Regions from separate parts of the Mus musculus genome. Here all the other regions are linked to region 2. The links are chromatin loops, found by intact Hi-C in ENCODE. Cell type or tissue: heart. All regions are shown on one strand.

What was found. Hi-C counts contacts between places; a loop is a spot of excess contacts. Peaks named below come from ENCODE experiments on the same cell type or tissue, not always from the same donor. Only the 100,000 strongest peaks of a DNase experiment are listed, where the experiment ranks them.
Region 1: it touches region 2 in a loop (2.2-fold over the local background); 2 of 42 quality-filtered maps call a loop at or near these places.
Region 3: it touches region 2 in a loop (3-fold over the local background); 2 of 42 quality-filtered maps call a loop at or near these places.

What each region holds. Positions count from the first base shown.
Region 1 is chr10:53,088,770-53,096,769 of GRCm38, forward strand. Slc35f1 (solute carrier family 35, member F1) reads left to right here. Exons shown (of 8, transcript NM_178675.4): 7 at 569-723. Among named protein-coding and RNA genes, the nearest start is that of Gm40649, 88 kb to the right of the region's middle. In heart, no CTCF peak of the experiment used is centred here; no DNase peak of the experiment used is centred here.
Region 2 is chr10:53,174,915-53,182,914 of GRCm38, forward strand. Gm40649 (a long non-coding RNA gene) reads left to right here and starts at 6,251. Exons shown (of 3, transcript XR_871648.1): 1 at 6,251-6,424; 2 at 6,570-6,670. In heart, no CTCF peak of the experiment used is centred here; DNase peaks (open chromatin) are centred at 1,257 and 4,367; H3K27ac peaks cover 6,105 bases.
Region 3 is chr10:53,298,204-53,306,203 of GRCm38, forward strand. Cep85l (centrosomal protein 85-like) reads right to left here. Exons shown (of 13, transcript NM_001204983.2): 6 at 3,299-3,478; 7 at 1-2. It also overlaps the pseudogene Gm17823. Among named protein-coding and RNA genes, the nearest start is that of Gm19395, 22 kb to the left of the region's middle. In heart, a CTCF peak has its summit at 7,926 (motif pointing left); no DNase peak of the experiment used is centred here.

The sequences.
Region 1 (8,000 bases), 86 kb before region 2:
TTGAAATACATAGGCAAGCCATAAGAGGTGGCTCAGCAACTAAGGGAGCTTTGCTGTTCTTGCAGAGGGGCTGGTATGTGCTTTTTGCCACCCATACTGGGGGGCTCACAATGGCTTTCACCTCCAGCCCCAGGGGGTCTGATACTTCCTTCTGGTTGCCACAGATGTGTGCCTGTGTGTGCTCACACACACACACACACACACACACACACACATACACACACACACACAGGGGTGGGGGAGGAGGAAAGGAGGAGAGAGAGAGAGAGAGAGAGAGAGAGAGAGAGAGAGAGAGAGAGAGAGAGAGAGAGAGAGGAGAGAAACAAGAAGTATCCTTTCTCAGCTCCATGGGAAGAAGCAGAATGTATATTTTCCAAGCATAAGTTTTAGGTTCTCACTTATGTTTTATCTATGTGCCAGCTCATATTAAACACCATTTAATACAGTGAAAGAAAAGAAAGCACCTTTAGTGAGTCTTGGGTGATGCATCCCTTCCCCTTATCCTCTAAGTCCAGATACTGAAGATGCCCCACAAAGGTCCTGACACTGTCTTCTCCTTACTCCCCAGGACTGCTCTATGTTGGCTTTAGTGCCTGCATGTTTGGTCTCTACAGCTTTATGCCAGTTGTCATAAAGAAAACGAGTGCCACCTCGGTCAACCTTTCTCTGCTCACAGCAGATCTGTACAGCCTGTTCTGTGGACTCTTTCTCTTCCACTACAAGGTACGTTGAATCGGGGTTTCTCTGTGACAATACCAATTTAGGAATATCAAGTGCTGGTGGGGGTGTTATGGGATTTAGTGTGGGTGAGGGTCTTGACTTTATGTGGTAAATGGGAATCCAGCTCTAGGTGGAGATCCATATTTTGCAAATTCATATTTAAACTCAAAATAAAGGCAGCACTTTGTCCTGAGAGACCAGTGACTAGGGACAATTGCCAACAAAAGGTCAGCAAGAGCTATGGGGAGATAAGCTCTTTAATAGTGGAGGTCAGTTCAACCTAGAAGGTATGCTTTCCAGTCTGAGATTAGAAAGTTATATCCAACTCCCAAACTGCAGCTACAAAACATATTTTACCAAAGCCCTTGGTAGATTGTGTTCTCTGTGGAAGTGACATAATCCCAGAAGTTTTGACTTGCAAACACGAATGAAAAAGGCCATTGTGTTTCCTCAAGGAAGTTTCTTAACTAAATTACTATGGTTTGGTAGAAAAAAAAAAAAAAGAGAGAGAGAGATGACTTGTGCCAAGCAGATGCAGTCAATATATCAGCCCTGGAAGAACGAAGAAATGATCCCTCTAAAGATTGCTGTCTCTTCAAAGGCAACACTGCACTGACTACTCTCCTGTTGTCATAAAACACACTGACAAAAAACAGCTTTGGAGAAAAAAACGTTTATTTTAGCTCACAGTTCAGAGGGTGAACCCAGTCCATTCACGTGAGGGAAGCGTGGCCTGGCATTCAGGAAGTGCAATGATCAAATTCCAGGACACACAGACAACACAAAGTGAAACAGGAGCCAGTCTACTAAACCCTCAAAGCCCTCCTCTGTGATATACTTTCTTCAGCAAGGCAATTTCTTCACATCCCAGTGGTTCCATCACCTTCCCAAACAGCACTAACTCTAGATCCAGTCCTCAAATATATATGTCTGGGCGGGGGAGGGAATTTCTCATTCAACATACAACAAAGACTCTACATGCATCTTCACAGGGGTAGGCATGACTAATTGAATATGGTGTGCCAAGGTCCACTGTTATTCCTCTTAACACCACATTTGCTGCATCCATTAACAATCAGAGTTGGCATATGTGGTTGTATTTCAGTGAGCCTGCTGATTTTCAGGACTAGAAGATGTTAAACCCTCCATAAATGCTAACTGCCCTTGCTGTCTCTGACTGGAGCCTTTCCTTCCTGTGATCCTGTGTCAGAACTCCTCAAAGTCCAGCTGTCTCTGTGATCCTGTGATCCTGTGATCCTGTGATCCTGTGATCCTGTGATCCTGTGATCCTGTGATCCTGTGATCCTGTGGTCCTGTGATCCTTGGCATTTCAGAGTACCCCGGAGTCAGGTTCCCTCTGGGTGTTGTAGGAGTGGGTGTGGAGTCAGTGCCAAGACTGTTCTGGGTGCAGGTTCAAACCAGAAGGAACCCATGCCATTGGCTGGGCATGGGTTCCTGTGTCCCTGGATCCTGTAAGTCCCAGTTAGTCCAGGTGTTGGGGCAGATGTTGTGGGCTCACCTGTGATCCTGAGTGTTTCAGAGCACCTGGGAGTAGGGCTCCCTCTGGGTGTTGTAGAAGTGGGTGCAGAGCCAACACCCCAGGTCTGCTTAAGAAGTGGAGCAGGGGCTGTCTCCATTTCTGTTCCCTAGCATTATATCCCCTTCCCTTCACTGGACTGCCCAATTGGGCCTCAGTGAGAGAGTATATGTCTACTTCTGTAGGGTGGGGTAGTACCAAAAGGGAGGGTGTCCCCTTTCTCTGAGGAGGAGGGAATTTTAAGGATGAGACTAGGAGAAGAGGTGAGGATTATGATCAGGATGTAAAGTAAATTTTAAAAATTTAATTATTAAGGATAAAAGTGAGCACAATCAAGTAGTTCTCAACTATGGCCTCTTGGGAAGAGTTTTCAGAATCCTGGTCTAGCCTCCAGTCTCACTGATCCAGGCAATCTATGCATCTGATGCTTCAGCACCTCCCACTGTCTACATGGTTTAGACTTAACTATTTGTGGTCACAAGAAAACAGAGCTAGGGCCAAGTGGTACCAATAAAATGATTACTGGTAAATAGGAACACTGCCAGAAAGAAATAATTGCAAATGGGAACCTGACTGTCCTAGGAATCCGTTTCCATCACTGCCAGAGTCAGGATGTACATATAGGAGAAGGAGTGGAGAGGGCCTCGTGCTTTAGTGCTGGGGATTATACCAATGACCTCTGAAATCTCATTAGGTTTTACTACAGCCTGCAGTTAAGACTTTATCCTCTCACTTCATCATGATGTGTTTATACCACCTTCTGGTATGGTCATAAATGTCCGTAAGTTGAGAGGAAAGGCAACTTTCTCACAGATGTTGCTTACCCATGCAGAACTAAATGACTAAATGAAGCTCTCCTGCCCAACATTCATTATTCGCTTTTTCTTACTTTATATCCTCAGGAAAAAAAAGTCATTTTTTCTCCCACCCATTAGCCCACAGCAGCATCTCTGTCTTGGTGCTGACTGGACAGGAAAGCCTTCCATTCTGGAAAGCAAATGTCTTGATTTTAAATGAGACTATCTGGATGGAATGGGGCTCATGCAATCTCTGCATTTACGACTTTGGAAAGTGGCTCTGTGCTTCTTTTCTTTATTTCCCTAACAGCATTATTGAATCCAGAATAGTAAATCTGTAGCAAGTCATGGAAAGGCTAGAAAAAGAGCCTTACGTAGCCTCAGAGACCCTTAAAACCAGACCCAGGAAGAGACTCACATAAAAAAAAACTTTTCAATTTGATAGTCTTGGCTTCTCAAGGTCAAAGCTTTATATTACAAACTCTGTGTGTGTTGTGTAAACAGGGTACTTTACAAATTGAAAATTTCTGCTTCAATAACTTATACAAACCCAATGGCTTACAGAAGGTTTAACGTCTTCTAGTCCTGAAAGTCAGCAAGCCCACTGAAATACAATCACATTTGGGTATCTATGTTGCTTCTTGGGCAGGTGGGGTGGGGGGGAGCTGGTCCCATCTCCTCTCCAGCTTCTAAGGACTGTCTGTATTCTCCTTGTCTTTTGGTCCCTTCCGTAGCTTCCAAGTCAGAGTATGGTATCTTCAAATCTGACCACTAGTTAGTTAGAGACCTTTGGATTACAGTAAGCTTATCCATTAACCCAATCTCTCTGTTGCAAAATCCTTAATTTAATGCTATCTGCAGAATCTCTTTTGTCATGCTAAGTAACATATTCATGGAATTCAGGAGTTGGGACACATTGTTGGGGGGGGGGGCCATTGTTCTGGTTACCACAGAGGAACTATTAATAGTCACAGGAGACAAACAGAATACCCTGATCTTCAGGTAAGGCTAGCTGGAGCATGATGACGCCCTGTTCAGAAACCATGTCTGGACAATGAAGGCACACATTCCACCTCAGATACCTGGCACTCCAGGGGTAGAATTTCTCAATCTATATTCTTTAGAGTAGATTCTTACTCTCTCTAGACTTCAAGATGAGGGTTTGCCGTACGTAGTTTTTCAGAAGATTAAATTGGAAGACATTATTGCTCAGCAGTGCCCACAGACCATAGGCTTCTCCCATTAAATGTATAGGATCAGTAATCCCTGCCTCAGTCTATTAACTTTTACCATTGGTTTTAAAATTGTATAACTATATGTAGCCCTTAGCAGTTTGATATGAGTTCTTGCTAACTTAGCTCATGTTTGAAAAGCCAAACCTGGGTTCTTACACATAAAAATGTAGATGTATTACATAGTCATTTTTAATGGAATTCTTTGATTCCTTTCTTCCTTAAATATGTTTTCAGGAATAAGCCAGAAACACAAAGCATTTGAAGGTTATTAAAGTGAAATAATATGCTACTGTGTGCAGAAAAATCTTCAACAAAATAGTGGTCAAGATTGAATGTGGGGCCAGGCAGTGGTGATGCACGCCTTTAATCCCAGCACTTGGGAGGGAGAGGCAGGCAGATTTCTGAATTTGAGGTCAGCCTGCTATACAGAGTGAATTCCATGACAGCCAGGGCTACACAGAGAAACCCTGTCTCAAAAAACCCAAAACCCAAAACCCAAAACCCAAAACCCAAAACCCAAAACCCAAAACCCAAAACCCAAAACTCAAAACCAAAAAGCCAAAAACCAAAAACTAAAAACCAAAAACCAAAAACCAAAAACCAAAAACCGAAAACCAAAAACAAAACAAACAAACAAACAAAAAAATATTGAATGTGGGGAATTCTTCTTTCTGTCTGGAACTTAAACTAGGAAACAGCTTCCACAATTCCCTTTGATCAGTTCAAGGTTTGTTAATATTGCCCTAGATTGGGAGTATTTAGAGGAATTTGCCTTTAGATGGATTTCCTAATAAGGTACTGACTTCACAGTTTTGATAACATATCCTAGAATTCGATAGAGAAAAATTAATACCATAAACTTCTAGTTTCTCTCAAGCATTCCACTTAGGTCATTAGGTCACATGGCTCTTCACAGAGAACATCAGGAAGCGACACGTGACCGTGTTTGAAGAACAGCACTCTAGAATTATAAGATCTCCATAAATCCTTATTTGTACTCTAAACGTGTTTACCATCCAAATATTCACTACTAAACAGACAAATAAATATCTTTTAAAATGATGTATCCAAGAAAGTGACTTCAACTGTTCTGTGTAATGTGATTAGGGCCCATGTTGTAGAGTTTCTTCTGTTCTCATTAGAAAACATTCGGAATATTTTTGTCTAATCCTTGTATGAGGCAACTTATCCTGTGGTCTCCAGGAGTTATAAAGCTATTAGAAAATTCTCTTAATAATTGCCTATGCTGATACCCAAGGTTAGATTCCCTCAAGATCACGGACAGAGCTCTGTGACAGTTGACCCTCCATTCTGCTACTAGTGTTACAGCCCCCATGTTAGAATGAGAATTCTCTTTTACTGTTGCTGTAAGAGATTTGGCATGTAAAATTTAATAACTCTGAGCATGATTCATATTAATGACATATTATCACGCTTTAAACTTGACACAACTTCATCCCACAAATATTTATCCTGTGCCTACTATGTGCAGGCACTTCATTGTCACGTGCCTTCCTATTACAAAGCAGTCAGGAGTGCTGAAAAGTCACAGGAAGATTAATTCAAAAGATGAGATTCTAAACCCCAGAAACTTAAACAGACCAGCAATTTCAAATGCTCTTAGCATCTGAGTACCCACGCCAGATAGTTTGCAGTAATGGGACCTTTTCATTAAGAGTGGAATTTTTCATTAGATATCAGTCAGTATCCTGAGCTGTGCAACTCTTGTTGATCCTCTGTGGCAGAGAGCAATTTCAGTAATGTGGCTTTACTTTAAAAAGCCAGGGCAAGTGGCCTCTTCCCATGACAACTGGTAAGCATGAGGGTAACTCTTCGCATCATATTTATAAAAATACCCTCATAAGCACTCCATTCTATTTGTTTTTGTAAACCAAAAAGGAAGATAAAGAGAGGATAGAAAGTGATTTTAAGCTCATCATGACCAAATGTAAACTAGGAATGTGAGATTTAAAGATTAAGACTTAAGGGTACTATAAAACCATGTCAGATGAGTGTAAAACTAAAAAAAAAAAATTTATATCCCAAGCCAAAGGCAATGCACATGGATCATCAAGGTGATAGAGTGGGCATTGTAACTTGCTTTTCCGTTCCCAACATCCCCAGGACAGCCTGTCCTGAGACTTGGTTCTTGTAGGATGAGTTAAGATGAGGATCATTGGCTTTAAGCATTGGGTTTCACGTGCAGCCTCTCAGGTGCCCAGGCTTTGTTTATCACAACTCATCCTCTAGTGCAAGGATCAAAAATTATGTCATTTGAGACATACACCTGCTGTTATAAATAAAGTTCTACAGAGGTTCATGTCTGGCCTCTTTATATACCGTCCACGATGTTTTGTGTGCAATAGCCATGTTGATTTTATTTCCCAGCCAAGGGCTAGAAAATGTCTCAGTGGTTAAGAGCACTGAACTATCTTCCAGAGGACCCAGATTTAATCATTTAGAGCATCCACGTGGCATCTCTTAACTGCCTGTAACCCCTGTCCCAGGGGATTTAATGCTGTCTTCTCACTTCCAGGGACACTGCACCCATGTGGTTCATAAGTAGATATGCAGGCAAAACATCCATATACTCAAAATAATAACATAAAAAATATTTTCCAAGTATAAGAAGTTTATTGGCATCTGAGCGAGGCCTTTGGTGTGTGTCTTTTGTAAGATAGACTGGTGACATATATAGCTCTGCAATCCATAAGTGTCTATAAACGCCTCCCGAATCTATTGGTCAGAACTCATCCCCATAGCCACACAGAAGTTGAGAAATGTAGTCAAGCCATTTATGTAATAAGAAAAGAAAATAGGTTTAGTGAGCAAACATCCATTTTCTACCCCATTAAAATTTTCTATTTACCAAATACTGTGGAAGGAATAGAAAATTTGGAGACAAATTGTAAAGCATTCCCACAATGGCAGAGAGAGGTCAAAGTTCCTTCTACGTGAGTCTATTATAAACTCCATACCATAAAGATATTTTAAACTCATCACATCAGAACAAACTGTGAGGGAAAACAGCCAGGTCAGAGGTATTCTAGATGGAATCAAAGAAAAGCTTACATTTAGATTACATATAGACAACAAACAGCTAGTTGTCCCCTGAGAGGACACAGGAAGTGTGCTTGTCACCAAAGTGTGTGGCCTGCTCTACCCCACATACTGAGATGCCTAAGTTTCACAGTCAACCTGAAAATGTATCAGCATTCAGTAACTTCCCAAGTGCTGGGATTAAAGGTGTGTACCACTACATTTGCCAAAATATTTTAATATTTTATATTAAAATTTTAATATTTTAATAATATATGGACCATGACATCTAGACAGAGATCTAATAAAGGTTGCCATTTCAAAGCAGTAATGAGAAGACGCAATAACTGAGATCTGTGATATGAACTTATCACTTTTATACTGGTGAAAATCTCAAATACTGCTAAGAGTGCTGTGTAACATGTGGCTTGCATTAATGTTTAAGCAAATGCTAAATGTTAGTTTGAGGGCAGTGACAATAATCCAGGTCACAGACCTCTCTGCGTTAGTGCAAAGATCTCTGGGTAAGAGTCTCTGGTGTGCGGGACATGGTGACAGGTGGCTGTAAACCCAGTACTTCAGAAGCAGAAGGAAGAGATGTGTAGAGTTTGAGATTAGCTAAACGACATGAGGGGATGCTGTTTCAAAACACACAGAGAGCTTCATGATTTG
Region 2 (8,000 bases):
CTCAGCCCAGCCTGTATATGCTCTTTGGTTGTTGGTACAGTCTCTGGGAACTCCCAGGAGTCCAGGTTAGTTGATACTGTTCTTCTTCCCATTTCCTTGAGAGCCTTCAACCCTTTCCCTACGTCTTCCATAGGGGATTCTGAACTTTGTCCAGTGTTTGTCTGTAGGGTATCTACAGCTGTCTCAGTCAGCTCCTGGGTAGATCCTCTCAAAGGGCTGCTCTGCTAGGCTCCTGTATATAAGCACAAAATGGTAATGGAAAGCAGAGGGAGGGAGGGACCTGGGAAGGAGAAGGGAGGGCAATGGAGTTAGGGGACAGGATCAGTCATGGGGAGAGACAGGAAAGAGTCCCAGAGGGCCAGTAGAATAAATGGAAATATGCAACTGTTGGGGAGCTAGGTGGGGTTGGGGGTTTCTCTAGGAAGTCCCAGAGACCTGGGATGAGGGAAGCTCCCAGGAGTTAATGCAGGTCACCTTAGCAGAAATGCTCAACAGTGGGGAAAAGGAACCTGAAGAGACCACCTCCAATAGCAGACAGGACCCCCCCTCCAGTGGAGGGATGGGGACACCAACCCACCTACAAAACTTTTGATCCAAAATCGGTCCTGTCCAAAAGAAATGCAGGGGCACAGATGGGGCAGAGACTGAAGGAATGGCCAACCAATGATCGATTGAGACCAGTCCCATAAGCAGGCACCAATTGCTCACACTATTAATGATGCTACTACTGCTTTTCATGTTGCTGGATTGCTGGTTTGCTTGTTTGCTGCATTGTCAGATATTCTGATGACAAAGATTGGACTTGCTCCAAGAGATCCAATGCCCCTAATCAGCAGAGAACCCTTTCCCCTCTAAATTTCTTTCTCTCCTACCTAGTGTTGGGAGGAGGGCGTTGGAAGGGATTAGGATGAAGTAAGGCTTGGAAGAGAGGTAGAGATATAAGAACCCAATAATGTAGGATTTAAAAATATGCCAACAGAGGGGGTAGAAATTATATAAAAGTTATGCATGAAATTCTCAAAAGAAATAAAAATGTAAAAATCTAAAATCAAGATAAATATTGTGTTTACTGCATAATGAGTCATGCACTGCAGCCTCCAAGTACCAAGCGTAATGGTCAGAGAAAAAGCAGGTGCTGTTCTGGTATGATAGACATCATTATCACATGCTATGTGGAGTGTGTAGAGAGGCTTCTTGGCTCCTCTTGAATCCTGGAATTGTGTTTCCAACAGGCTTTCAGCAGCTATGGCTCTGGATCACCTGTCTGGTGACCAGAAGCCTGGATCCAACATCGTGTGCCTCCCCAGATAATGAGGTCAAATGTGCCAGACCTGCCAGGTCCCTGATAACTGGCTCATTAACATCTCCAAATGATAGCACTTTGATTAAACTTCACATCTCTGCCTGTTCCCCATCTTATTCCTTCTAAAATTAGAGCTGGTATTTTGCAAATCATGCCCTTGCTTAAACTTTTAGGCTGGTTCACGGGCAATGGAAGATCATGATGTTCCTTGAATATTATCCCCAAGGACAGAGTTTTCTGGGTCGTAAAACCTTAGGTTTTCACTCAAACCTCCATTGGAATACACATGGGTGCTTAATGCCAACAAAATATCACATACAGAATAAGCTTCAAACATCAGAACTCTGAGCTTTTATAGGATCCTGCCTCTGAATGGGATGCATAACATTTGCTTTGTTAGCATGGCACTGCAGTTTTCCTTTTAGCAAAAGGAAAGAATGTCACTCCTGAAACCAGTAGAAAGAACAAAAGTACCGTCATGATTATTACTCCCACCCCCAGTGTTCTATTCCACAGCATCACTTTATTTGAAACTTTCAGCTACCAAAGTCAATTTCTCCTATTTTGATTTGAGAACACAAGATATAAAATCACATAAGACCCTGGACCTAGGAAGTGAAGATCTTGTCAGAAGAGAGTTATCTCTAGAGCCCCATGAAAACTGAGTCACAGAAAGCCAAAGGGCAGACCCCTGAAAATCCGATGGCAAGTGAAGGAAGCTGAGCACAGGATGCCAGTGACAGCCAGGAGACTCTCAAAATGAACATTTATATATTGAGGTCCAGGCGCTGGCCCTTGGTTACCTACAAGAGGACCACGATGAGGTTGCAAAGGTTATATCAGGGGATGAGAAGAGAGAAAATGAAGGTCGTGTGGGTTCGTGGACTTGGGATATATTAATGTGAACATACGTGTGGATTTTGAAGCTCACAGAATGGAAGGAGTAATGCTGAACTTGAAGCTGAGAGCCATAACCATTGTCTTCCTGTGTATGCACACTATGAACAAGGTCACCTAAGATATAGGTGGGACTCAGAAAGAGAGAGAGGAAGGTCATGATGAGCTGAAACCTATGCAGCTGGGTCCTAGAAACCTGCTGAGGCCAGTGAGGGAATGAAGAAAGAACATACACACAGACAGACATACAAAGAGGCTGGGATTAGGTGGGGTCATGCATTCTAATGGAAACATACTAGTAGCAGTCTGGAAACTCAATATTTTTATTTTGTACACTTAAATATAAGAGGTGAGTTATATTGTCCACAGCTGAACATGAAGGACACGAACTAGCTAATCCCAGGAGGCATTCTTTATCAGGGAGCAGTCTCAGGTTCCAATCATCTGAGTGAAAGAATTTGTGGTCAGTAGTTTCTGCACGCACTGGTTTTAGCTAAAGGTCAATCATTTGTCAGCACTCATACTTGGACTATAAGAAGGATTTTGCCATCCCTCAAACCTGAGCAGAGGAAGGCTTTTTTTCCCATAAATTTGGAAGAAACAACCAAAAGTTTAGAAGTGAAATCAACTAGGAAGAGACAGGAATGATACAGTCTGAATGACAGGGATCTTTAGCTAATATAATAAAGGGATTATCTGGAGTGTCAACTGTCCTGTTACTTCTTACTTCCCACCCTCTGACCTAAGACTAGGACTGGTAAAAATTTTAAAAAGATGTTTAGAAGTTAGGTCAGCTTCTTCCTCCCAGCCCCATGTGCCCAGCAATAAATCTCAGACTCAAAATATATTTACAAATACTTTGACCATATTTGCAGGTCTCTGCCCTTTTTGCCCACTTGAGTAGAAGAGAGTTTCTCTGACCTTCAGCCTACACGTGGACCTGCCAGCATTCTATCTGAAGTACAGTAGCCTGAGCTCCCCTCTCAGTTATCAATAGCTGGCAAAAAGTCTCCTTTGAGCTCCAACACTGAGTTCCTAAACTGCATAATGGCATACATTGACACTCATCTTCCTCCTGTCCCTTAAACCCTGCTTTCTCTCCACTTTTGTCTCTTACTAATGACCTTGAAAAACTGCTAATAAGCTAAACATACAACAACAAGACAGCTGAATAAAAGATTACACATTCCTGCTTTGGAGTACCAAGAGGCAAATTTTTAAAGGGAGCTGACATAAGTTCTGTGTGTCGATCTCAGTAGGGGTAAAGGAAGAAGGAAATTAGGAATTTAGGCATTAGGAAAATTCATACTCTGTGTGTGTGTGTGTGTGTGTGTGTGTGTGTTCGAGCTCATGCACATGTGGTGTGTGGTGTGTGTGTGTGTGGTAGGTTAAGGTAGGAAGAGAGAATTTTTTTCAGTGATATTTCTAGGATTCTTTAATGTTGTACAACCATTTCTATGCATTATATTGATCATCAAAGATACACGAACCAGTCTAGAAGTGAGTCTGTGTGGAGCTGCATGAGCTCTGGTGAGCATTAGCGTTTTATTAACTTTGGCTTTGGGCCTGATAGAAGCAGGCAGCAAATATTTGTTTACTCGTTGAAGACCCATTGTTTGGGGCCAGGAGGATGGAAGCAATTTGTGAAATCGCTCAACAGAAACTGGAGAATGTTGTCAATGAGTTGGAAAATTGTTCTGAACAATGTGTGATGAAGGTTATTGCTGGGCTGAAGCTGAGACATCCGATCCCCCATTAGCAGTCTTCTGATAGCGAAGGAGTGGAAAGTATTAAAGTAGAGAAGCAGCCAGTTTGCCTACTCTGACATGGAGAATTTAAAGGTCACACGCAAGTAACTGCAGATTATAAACTATTGTGCCCGAAACCTACTTTATAAGGATTTCTGAAAAGCAAATTCAGTTTTAGTTTGAAATACTAAAAGGTGAAGATTTATACTTTTCATATTTTGTTTTTATAATTTTCTGCTCAAAGGCCAGGTGTGCAATGTTCTCACCTAATCACTCAAAACTGCTCAGGTTGACGCCAATGACTTCACTTCCCATTAGCTGCCTGTCTAAATATATCTCAGAACAACGTGCCACAGACAAGTTCAGTGTGAAAGCCTTTCCCCCCCCCCCCCCAGTACGAACACAACCTTTCAAATAGTGTGAATGAGCTGCACTTGGGAATTTATTCCCTGGCCGCATGACTTTTCCGAGTCAAGGACACTGTGCTCAGTCGCCCTGGCTGGAGTCTCAAGGGGGATGAAAAAGATTAGTCCTTGACAAAAAAAAAAAAAAAAAAAGGAGCTTTATCCCCTCAAGCCAGTCCCTAGCACATTTTCTCCCTAAACCATTCAACCCAGCAGGCTGGGTCCTCTCTTCCATGGGACTCCTGTTTTGTCTACAATGACTGGATTCTTCAGTCAAGGTCATTTCCCAAATTCTCTATTAAATTAACTAAGATATTTTTTTTAAAGAAACAGATCAAATGGTATTCCAGAAAAGCAAGTCTAGACTGTATTTGAAGAGAGAGACAGAGATAGAGAGAGACAGAGAAAGAATGGGTGTTCATGAACACTCACACAACACATACACACACACACACACACACACACACACACACACACACACCATGAGCATCTTGCATTATAAGAGCATGTGAAAAACAATTAAATCCAATTCCCTACTTTCAAATCAAATCCAGTTCACAATTTTCCAGTATGTGATGTGACCATCCAGGGCCAAAATGTTGTTTTGTGATTAATTTAATGCTAGACAAAATGGATGTACTCTTTTTGGTGATATTCAAAGCATGCTTATATGGACTGGAGCAATGATTCGATGGTCTATAGCACTTACTGTTCTTACAGAGAACCTGGGTTCAGTTCCCAGCACCTACATGGAGACTCATAACAGTCTATGATCCAGTTTCAGGGGATCTGATACCCTCTTCTGACTTTCATGGGTGCTAGGCATGTAGCACACATGCATACATACAAATAAATAAATCTTTAAACATATTTATATACAAGAATATGGAATGTTTGTGTAGCATACTTTAATTTAAATTGCAAGTTCTTGGTATTTATCTGGGTTAGTTTTTTTTATTTATTGCATACTAAAACTTAAATGTTAATTTACTCATTTGACAAATATTTAATTCTTACTATATTCTGGGTAGTGCTTAGGTGCTGAGGAAGGTCATGGAACAAAATGGAGACGTTTGAGAAAAGAAAAACTATAAGCTGACTTACCATACTAAATGGCTGGTCTACTTGCTGTTTTAAAAATAGACCATGAGAAGGCAGGAAGCAGGCAAAGGTGGAAGCAGGAAACCCAGTTAGCAGGCTCTTGCTATAAATATAAGCATGGTGGTATGGATCAACATGGTTGGTTGGATTAATATTAGTTAATCAATTAATAGGTACAACTATATGAGAAATTTATTGGAGCTGTTTGCAAAATATTTACTTTCAGCAACTAAAAGTACAATGATGTCATTAACTGAAAAGGAGAAAAATCAAAGATGAGGACAGGGGTTCAAAAATAAAATCTAGAATTCTGCTTAGGGCGTTCCGTGCCCTCAAGCTCTGTAAGACAAGCAGGAGTGATATAAATATGCACAGATGGGCCTAGGAATTCGGAGTTCAGCGGAAGTGCTGGAGGTTTTCTAAGCTGGACTTGGAAGTTGGACTTGAGAGGCTTATTTTTAGATCGCCACCCACACGGACTGTAAGAAAGCATTTCTCTGAGTGCCGGTAACTATCGCCCTGTCTTAATTTGAAGCACTTCTCATTTATTTGACACCAACCGCTTTCCTGAGTTCTGAGGGCACGGAAATAGGCGTGGTCCTTCTCTGTGACTAAATCCAGAGGTAGAGACAAACGACAAACACTCTTTAGCACTATAAATCCTGCGTAAGCATGCCAGAGCTGCTAATGAACACACAGATGCAGATAGCAATAACTAAACACAGGAAGGGCAGGGAGAGTGTTTGAGAAGTGTCTTGAAGATTAAGAGTTGCCTCCAGGAGTATAAATAGACATAAATGAAGCAAAGACGAGAAATCCTGGGAGTTGTAGCTCAGGAAGTTAAGTAGAAACACTGCAGAAGGGAAAGATGGAGGGTGCGAGGGGCATGACCAAGGCTGAGTCAGTTAAGTCTCTCTGAGGCCACCTAAAGAAAGAGGGAGCACACTTAGAACTGATGCTTAAGAACTCAGGTAGGTGCTGCATGGGTCTTGCTCTACTTTGCTAAAATGCTAATCTCCTGGCAGCAGTGGAGGTGACCCTGCTGTCTGGCGATGAGTAACAGGTGCCAGGAGGTGACCTTGGTTTCAAAGTGTGCCCTTTGTCGTTTTTCTTCAGCTCCTGAGCTCTGCCAGCTGCGCGCTGTGCATAGAGATGGCGCCTGTCTGAGAAAAGAGAGTCACAGACAGCACAGAAAAGCTTTAACTCAGCCAGGCCTGGTGAGTTGTTCCAAGGAGGTTTCTCCTTCCCGGGAGACTTGACAGGGAATGAAGCATCTACCCATCTCAGCCAGCAAAAAGGCAGAACGGCCTGGCAGCCTGTGCAAAAAAATGCTGACAGAGATATATCACAGGTCCTATCAGGTCCTAGCCCAATTAAGTCATGCTTGAAATGGTGACTTCAGTGCAGTCGCAATCTTCAAGAGTTAAAAACGACATTTTTACTTAAGATATTTCAGAAGTATGGAATGTCTATGGATGCTCATCACCTCTGAACAAAGTGTAGCAAACCGCTAGCAAGGATCAAAATAAAATGCACGTGACTGGGGAAGAGATCTCCAGGGGAAAAAATCTATGGTTATAAGAGAGGATGCTCTGGCAGTTATGGTGGCACATATTGGTAGGAGATGGTAAAGGGAAAGAGGCAGAATGGTCTCAAATTTTAGTCCCACCTGGGCTATTCCCTTAGCTGGGGATGCAGCTCAATGGTTGCACATGTGAAGCTTTGAGTTTAATCTTCGATGCTACCATAAAACAACAACAAGAAGAAAAGAGGCCTTTCCCCTCGTCTGTGCTCCACAGGAGCCGTTTGTTTTTGCTAAATTTCAGCCTTTGCCCTATATGTGATGTTGTATGATGTGGCCCACGTTGTATCCCACAGCCTATCTAGGGATAGATGGGACTTGTGAGCATGGCAGGTTTTAAGAAGTATAGAATGATGGCCATAGAGGTGATTTTTCAGAGGGAAAAAATGCTCTTCCAAGGTGTCTTTCACAACTGCTTTTTAGGGTGTTTAGGAGAATAATATAGTTTGTTCTCCCTTTTTCCTGTTTATTCCTTCCTACCTGTCTTTAAGGAAACAATAGCTAAACAATTTGTAGTCTCTTCTACAAGGCAAAATTTTGACTTAGCCTGTTTTGATTTTTAGGGAGAAAGAAGGATTAAAGAAACTAGTATACAGGTGATAAAATTAAAAGGCCATAAACAACTCTGTGTGTGTGTGTGAGAGAGAGAGAGAGAGGGAGAGAGAGAGAGAGAGAGAGAGAGAGAGAGAGAGAGAAAGAGAGAGAGAACATTCCATATGACAGACAGCCCTGTTTGAGTCTTATGGTCTAGGGATAATAGAAGTCCAAATGTCTCAACTATACAATTTATAGAAAGCTGGGTGGCCTTAACAAAGACAACCTAATTCTGAGGGTACTCGGGCAGCATGGCTGCTCCTTTATTGAAGAGAGTGCTTTGAATAAAGTGTTTTGTTGATAGCATCACTGGCCCTGCAAATAATGAACCTGGTCCACACCATGCAAAACCAGCCATGGATTCAGTCACC
Region 3 (8,000 bases), 120 kb after region 2:
AACTAAAGAAAAACATGAATCCTCAGTTGTTTTGAGTTACTAAAAATTACAAAATCAATGTTTCATTCTTGGGTATCAGTGAATTTATCATTTATCAATGTGTCTCAGGTTACAGTAAAGATCATCAATTGCATTAAGATCTGCCTTAATCCAGTCTAAGATTCTTTTTCTTCTCAAAACTTTTAAATATCAGAAATAAAGAATTTGAAGGATATTTGTTTGCTTTTATAGATGGCATTTTAAAAATTGTACTAAGACAGGTGACAGTAATAATATAATTTTTATTGTTTATAAATATATAAATATGGGTGAGGCTATTTATCTCTTTATGACTTAAAAATATTATGCTCATTTTAAACTGCACTAAGTTCAAATTGTGTTAAAAATATTTAATTATCAGTCTGTATGTTAAAATGTTATTGGGTACCCCCTAAAAGCATAGAAACAAATCTATAAATATTTTTACGACATCAATGCAAATATTCATCTCTAGAGGACAGATTCTAATTTATAATCTTTCAAAACAATATTAAAATACTGTTTATGAACTAAGAAAACAAAATGCATCAGTTATTTTGTTACTAAAAACCTGCAAAAAAAGCAATAAGGAGCTAAGTGAGCCAACTTACATACTTCAAGCAATTTGTATATTATACATTGTATATATATACAATTTTTATATTGTATCATAAGTGAGCATAAGTGAGTTTGCACCACATTTCTTTTCTTTTCTTTTCTTTTTCTTTTTTTTTTTTTTTTTTTTGGAAAAGCGACTGCTTTAATGAATTAGACAAAATTTCACATAAAATCAGAATCCTATGATCCATCCCGTCTCCGATCACTAAAAAAAGCAAGATTCATTCATCACAGGCCATGTGCAATTAGGACCCAACTCAAAGGCAGTGCAGGTCTGGTGTCCAGCCGCGGGTGTTGCACTACTTCCAACTCTCAGCGCTGAACATTCGTTCCGTGAACATCTGCTCCAACCTTACGGCATCAGCAGCAAATTTGCGGATGCCATCGAAGAGCTTCTCCACAGCCATTTGGTCCTCGTTGTACAGCCAACGGAAGGCCTTCTCGTCCAAATGTATCTTCTCCGAGTCACTGGTCTGGGCCACCTTGACGGAGAGCGCAGGCGCCAGCTTGCTGTTCTCCTTGAGCAGCTCCCTCAGGAGCTTCGGGGAGATGGTGAGGAAGTCACAGCCCGCCAGTGGTTTAATCTCACCGGTGTTGCAGAAGGAGGCGCCCATGACAATGGTCTTATAGCCAAACTTCTTGTAGTAGTAAATTTTGGTGACACTCTTGACCCCAGGGTCCTCCTGGGGTTCATAGGATTTCTTGTCTGTGTTTGCCACATCAAGGATGCGCCCCACAAAGGGAGAGATGAGCGTCATGCCCACTTCAGCACAGGCCACAGCCTGGGCGAAGGAGAAAAGCAGTGTCATGTTGCAGTGGATGCCATGCTGCTCCTCCAGCTCCTTTCCAGCCTGAATCCCCTCCCAGGTTGATGATAACTTGATGAGAATTCTGTCCTTGCCGATCCCCGCTTCTTTGTAAAGCTTAATGAGGCGCCTGGCTCGGGAAACCATGGCATCCTTATCAAAGGAAAGCCTTGCATCAACTTCTGTGGATACACGGCCTGGAATCTTCTTTAATATTTCTGCTCCAAACAGCGCAAAAAGTTTGTCAATGGCATTTTTAATCTGCTCCTCTTGAGGCCCACCCAGCTTCTTGCCGTAGGCAACGGCCTCCTCTACCAGCTCTAGGTAGGCAGGCATCTGGGCTGCAGCAGGATCAGGGATGGGTTGGTGGTGGCATCTTGGGGCTTGTATTCATCGATGGCATTAAAATCACCCTTGTCGGCCACATCGGTGGTGAACTGCTTGAGCTGGTCCAAGGCGGACTCCATCCTCTGGCGCTTTACCGGGGACCCCCGACATGGCGAACCGCGCACAGCTGAGGCAGTAGCCAGTGCGTGCTAACCCCCACATTTCCTTCTTAAACTCTAATATAAAGATGTCTCACCACTGAGGTCACCTAGTGTTGCATATTATGTAAAGTTAACACCTACTATAGCACAAGAGTTGGCATTCCCAGTAAACCCAGGTTTAACTTCAGATTTTATGTTCTCATTTGATTCTACTGACTTTAAATTGTACATCTCACATTCACAAAACACTTTCACAAGTAAGACCAGTTGAAAACAAACAACCAGTCAATAAACAGGCGAATGAAATGAATGGGCTATTTCCAAAGATGAAGTATAAAGGGATAATAAATATATGAAAACAATAGGTTCACCACCCTTAGCACATAAGGGATATGTAATGAAAACCACATTGAGCTTAGACCTCACCTGCTCAGAACAGCTCTCATAAAGAAAAGAGAAGAAATACACTGAGGGGATGAAGGAGAAGGGGAGGAAATGTAACTTAGCCCAGACGTTATGAACATCGGTATAGAAGTGACTCATAAAAACCAAAAATGAAATTATAATACAACCCTGCCAATGCTGCTCCTGAGCATATACCCGAAGAACTCTTAAGTCAACACAACACAATACCTGCAAGGCCATGATTATTACAGCATTATTCATAATAAACGACCTAAAGGATCATCCTAGGTGTCCATTAGCAGATGAATGGAAGAAGGCAATGCTATGTTTTAATACATACATGCATACTCATCACAGACATCTCTGTCTCTCTCTTGCTGGTGTGTGTGTGTGTGTGTGTGTGTGTGTGTGTGTGTGTATAATGAACTCTAATTCAACCATAAGGATTGGGGTTATGTCATTTGAAGGAACATGAATACAAATGGAGATATTCCATTAAGTAAAATAAGCCAGATGCATAAAGATAAATACTGAGTATTTTCTCTCATTTGTGGATCACAGATCTTTTATAAATACACAAAACCACATATAAATCACATAAAATCTACTAAGTCATAATAAGGGGCTTCAACGTAATAACTTGAGGCAATGTCCTTCCGAAAAATAGGCTTCATTTCATTTCCCTATACTTTATAGTCAGTAAGACCAAGAAACAAGAATTTACTATAAGGAAAGGGAAGAGTTGTTGGTAGGGGCAATTGGTTTTTAGAAAGTTTCAGGACTAGTTAGAAAGACACAATAGACTTTGTTCCTCAACTAGATGCTTAAATCTGTGCCACCAGCACATGTTTCTTGAAAGTTGACGCATATAGTATTTTATTATAATGTATAACCTGAGAGAAAACCTGGAACAGGTTTTGAAGAAAGCAATTGATTCACCACAATTGTTCACAAAATACTCACCTTCTCCTCTAATTTCTTCTTCTCTTCACTAAATTGGCTTATTCGTTGTTTGAGAAACTCATTGAGCTGCAAAACTTCTTTCTCAGTAGATGCTAGCTTTTGCTCAAGTTCTTCTTGGTGGGGATGGGACAATGGCTGCTCTGTAAATAGACTCTGGCCTGAACTGCTCTCGTATTGAGGCTATTGGGAAGAAAAACAGTAGATAAGTCTTCAGTTTTCAAAGTAGAAAAGGGTTACCGTGCAATAAACACTGTTAAGCTTTAAAAACAGCCTGGGCTCATGTTAGACCCCAGCCCTCTGCTTCCTAGATACAGACCATGATTAAAGGACTTCAGTACCTCTAAATCTTGGTTTACTCATCTATGAAATACAAATAATAAGGCCATTTTGCAATGTTTATTGAACAAAAACTATGCAAGCTTCTAGCACACAGCAAAAATTTAATAAAAGGCAGCTACTATTTGGCTTAAAAGCATACTCAAAAACGGAAATAATGTATTACACACCTTCATCATCTAGAAGTGAAACTATTAAGGAGGTAATTAAACACAAAGGAAAAGTGGGGTGTGGTGGTAAATTCTTATAATTCCAATATTGAAAACAAAAGAAAGAGGGGTAGGAGATCAAATCTATCAAGTTATGTAGTTAAGACTCTGTCTCCAAAAAAAAATGCATGAATATTTTCTTCATAAGTAATCATTTCAACTACTTAAACTCAATAAGCCTTAATAGACTGGCTCAATAACTAAGATTCATAAAGTCAGGGTTTTTGTCCATAGTAGGGTAATGATTATACACTTGTCTAAAATCATGCCTGGCACCATACTAGAGCTCAAAACATAATCATAGAATGAAAAAAAAAAAGGTCAATACGGTTTCTTTCATTTTAAAAGGTTTGATGCAAACTCTTCTATAGCAAAAGGTGAACCTCTTGGTGTTAACATCTGGAAGGGATGGACAGAAAAATATATGCATTCTTTCAGATGAATCAAGTAGAGTATTAAATTAACAAAGAATCTGCTATTAATTCAACATATATTTACAAAGCATATTCTGGTAGGTGAAGATTTTAAAGCTAATACAGTTACAGAAAAGGGTTCAGAAAACACAATTAAGACTAAATCCTAAGATTGTTGCTAGATGGTAGCTAGGGAAAGGTAGTATATAGAAGTGACTTTGAACAAGGTCTTAAGGCATTATGGTTTGGCTAAAAGACAGGCATCCATTCAAATTGTGAGCAGGAATATTTCAATGTTGCATACTCTGGCATTAGCCTTTATGAATTCAAATTTTAAAGGAGAAGCCTTAGACAACTAAAGCACAGGAACCAATATAACAAGGTGGATAAATAAAGGCCACATCAAGTACAGAGGAAGCACTGAGCAAGAGGGAAATGAAGAGACATTTGGAAAATGAATAACTGTGCTTTACTGGGGTAGTGGCTTTTGAGACATTTCTTTAAAAATAGGTGAATTCTGCTGTGTTGATTTTTTTTGTTTGTTTTGGTTTGTGTGTGTGTGTGTGTGTGTGTGTGTGTGTGTGTGTGTGTGTGTATGTGTGTGTGTGAACTTTACACAGACCTACATATTTTTGGGAATAGGGCATCTTAATTGAGAAAATAACTCCATAAAACTAACCCATAGACAAGCCTGCAGGGATTGTCTTGATTAATGATTGACTGAAGGGGTCTAGCTTACTGTGGGTATTGGCATTCATGTGCAGGTAGGTGGTCATGGGGGAAAGTAAGAAAGCAAACTGACTCTTTGAGTTCCCTCTCCCCAGCTTGGGCATTTTGGCTAAGGTCACCTCTAATGAGTCCTGAGAGTGTCTTACTTCCTGGGTCTCTGGTACTCTTTAGAGGATCCCCCTTCCTGCCACCATCCACCTCACCCCCAACCCCAGGCTGCTTATCACCATTCATTCTCTTGGCCCTCTGGGCTTCTCTCCTGCTCCCCCATATCTGATCCTGTTCCCCTTTTCCCTGCTTCCATCCAGATCCCTCTTTCCCTCTGCCTCCTTCCCCCTTCTAAGTGGGACTGAAGCATCTTCACGTGGGCCTTTCTACTTGTTACATTTCTTACAGTCTATCGGCTATATCCTAGGTATTCTATACTTTTTGGCTAATATCCACAAATTGGTAGGAGATGAGACCCAGGGATGGCGGTCAATGACTGGAATGTAAATAAATAATTTGAAAGAAAGAAAGAAAGAAAGAAAGAAAGAAAGAAAGAAAGAAAGAAAGAAAGAAAGAAAGAAAGAAAGAAAGAAAGGAAGGAAGGAAGGAAGGAAGGAAGGAAGGAAGGAAGGAAGGAAGGAAGGAAGGAAGGAAGGAAGGAAGGAAGAAAGCAAGCAAGCAAACTGAGCAACCCAGGAGCCTACTTCAAGGCTTCTGCTTCAGTTCTTGTCTCAAGGTTCCTGTCTTGAGTTCCTGCCCTGACTCTTTCCTCTTAAAGTACTTTGGGCCATGGTGTTTTAGCACAGCAATAAAAACCCTAAGACATCTTCCAAGAACAAAGAAGAATATCCTGGAACAAATATTAAAGCAAAGACAGAACACACAGAGTGTGATAGGTTACAAGACAGAAATAAAAAGGAAAACTGAAAATATTTGGGGACATTACAATAGAACCCCCAATACTGAGTTGAATCTCAATTTCTAAAAAATAACAACACAGAAATAGTTTTAGGTAAATAAATTGATTTTTTTTTGGTTTTATAAATCTATATATTCTCTACGTTTAGGCTTGTACCTAGTTTTGGTGGCAGGAAAGCAAAGAAGGGTCCTAGTTTCACTTTGTTGCTAGATAAGCCACTCTAACCAAAAGCAAATTGAAAAGTGTTTGCCTAATGCTTCCAGGTCAGAATCCATCATTAAGGGAAATCAAGGCAGGAACCCAAGACAGGAAACTGAGGCAGGAAACTGCTTGCTGGCAGTCTCTCTGGCTCAGTATAAGGGTCATGCTTAGCTAGATTTCATTCATAGTTCGAGACCATCTACCTAGGGATGGTGCAGTTCATAATATTCTACTTTAATAAGCAAGACAACACTGCACAGGCATGGCCACAAAGCAATCTGAGCTAGGCAACTCAATCAAGACTTTCCTCTCAGATGACTCTAGGCTTCATCAAGTAAGGCTAACTAGACAAAGAGACAAAAGAACAAGAGTGCTAAAGCAAGGCCCGGGAATATAGCTGTCATTATTTACTAAATAACATATATAACACTCTTATTATCAGGGCTATTGAAACTGGACTTAAGATCAGTTACAAATGTGTATGCAGGGTCTAGGGCAAACATTAAAAAAAACTATTAAAATAAGATGAAAATATTCATATAAAATGTTTAATTAAAATGACAGAAGAGAAAAACTGTGTTACAACAAAACAGAGTAACACGATAGAAAATATTTACACACATGATAACTTATTAAATCAATCAGACCCACAATCACTATAAACATCCTTGATTTAAATGCACCAACTTAAAGGCAAAGATTGCCAGAATGCATCAATGTGTCTTATATGAGAAGCCCTTATCTAATAATACAAAACAGTCTTTAGCATAAAAGTGTACCAAAATACCTGGGGTGGAGTGAGGGATGGTGACAGAATGGCAAGAAGAAATACTATAGTCAGTATAAATCCACTATAGTCACTGGAGGCTTTCAGGCTCGTCAGGGATGGCAAGCCACAGAAGGCAGAATGGCAATGAAGACACAGTTGCTCGCATCAAACAGCCAGATGACTGACATACATAAATTACTCATTCCTGCACCACACACTTCTCAAGTTCCTTTGAAACAGTTACCAGGAAATCAACATTCTGGTTCATAAATCACATCCCAAAAGCTGAAAACTCATGAAAATACATGCTATCTGAACACAGGTAAGTTACACTAGAAATCAGACACACACACACACTTGAGACATCCCAAAATAAAGCAGTAATAAATAATATATGACTTAAAGAGGAACTCTAGAGGGAAATATAAAAAGTCTCAGCTAAAGTATAACTGAGAATTTGTGAAATAAATAAACTGTGTGATAAAGTGGTGCTCAAGGAAATTTATACCAAGAATATAAATAAGAAAGATGTAAAATTAATCAACTAAATCTCCAATTATAGTGAACTAGAAAAATTAGAGAAAGTTAAATCCAAAGTAAAAAAGGAAAAGTAGAGCAAAAAAAAAAAAAATCAATGAAATTAAAAATAAGATAGAGAAAATTCAAATCAGTAATTCTTAAGGTAGGCCAGGAGAAAGCAATTAAAGGTGACAGAAATGACTAATGCCAGATATGAAAGAAGGAACATAACTCTAGATCCCATAGAGCTCCTCCATGCCCAGGAAACTTCATAAACTCAGTGAAATGGAACAGGATCAGAACTCACATATAAAAGAAACTTGGAGTTCTTTAATATATTAGTAAAGAAGTTCATTAAATAAGTAATTAGTAATACTCAAACAGAAACTAAACCATAACAACAACAACAAAGAACGTAGGAGAGGAAAGTGATAGAGAATCCGGATCATCTGACCTGGGGGCATGAGTCTAGATCATACAGGACAAGGGAAAAGCACAAAAGAAATCTGTAATAAGCTCGCTTAGAGAGCCATCTACTGGCCTCAAACACTGTTCAGATACCTTAAAACAAAACAGAATAAAGCAAAACAAAACAAAGCCATGCTTTTGTTAATACAAT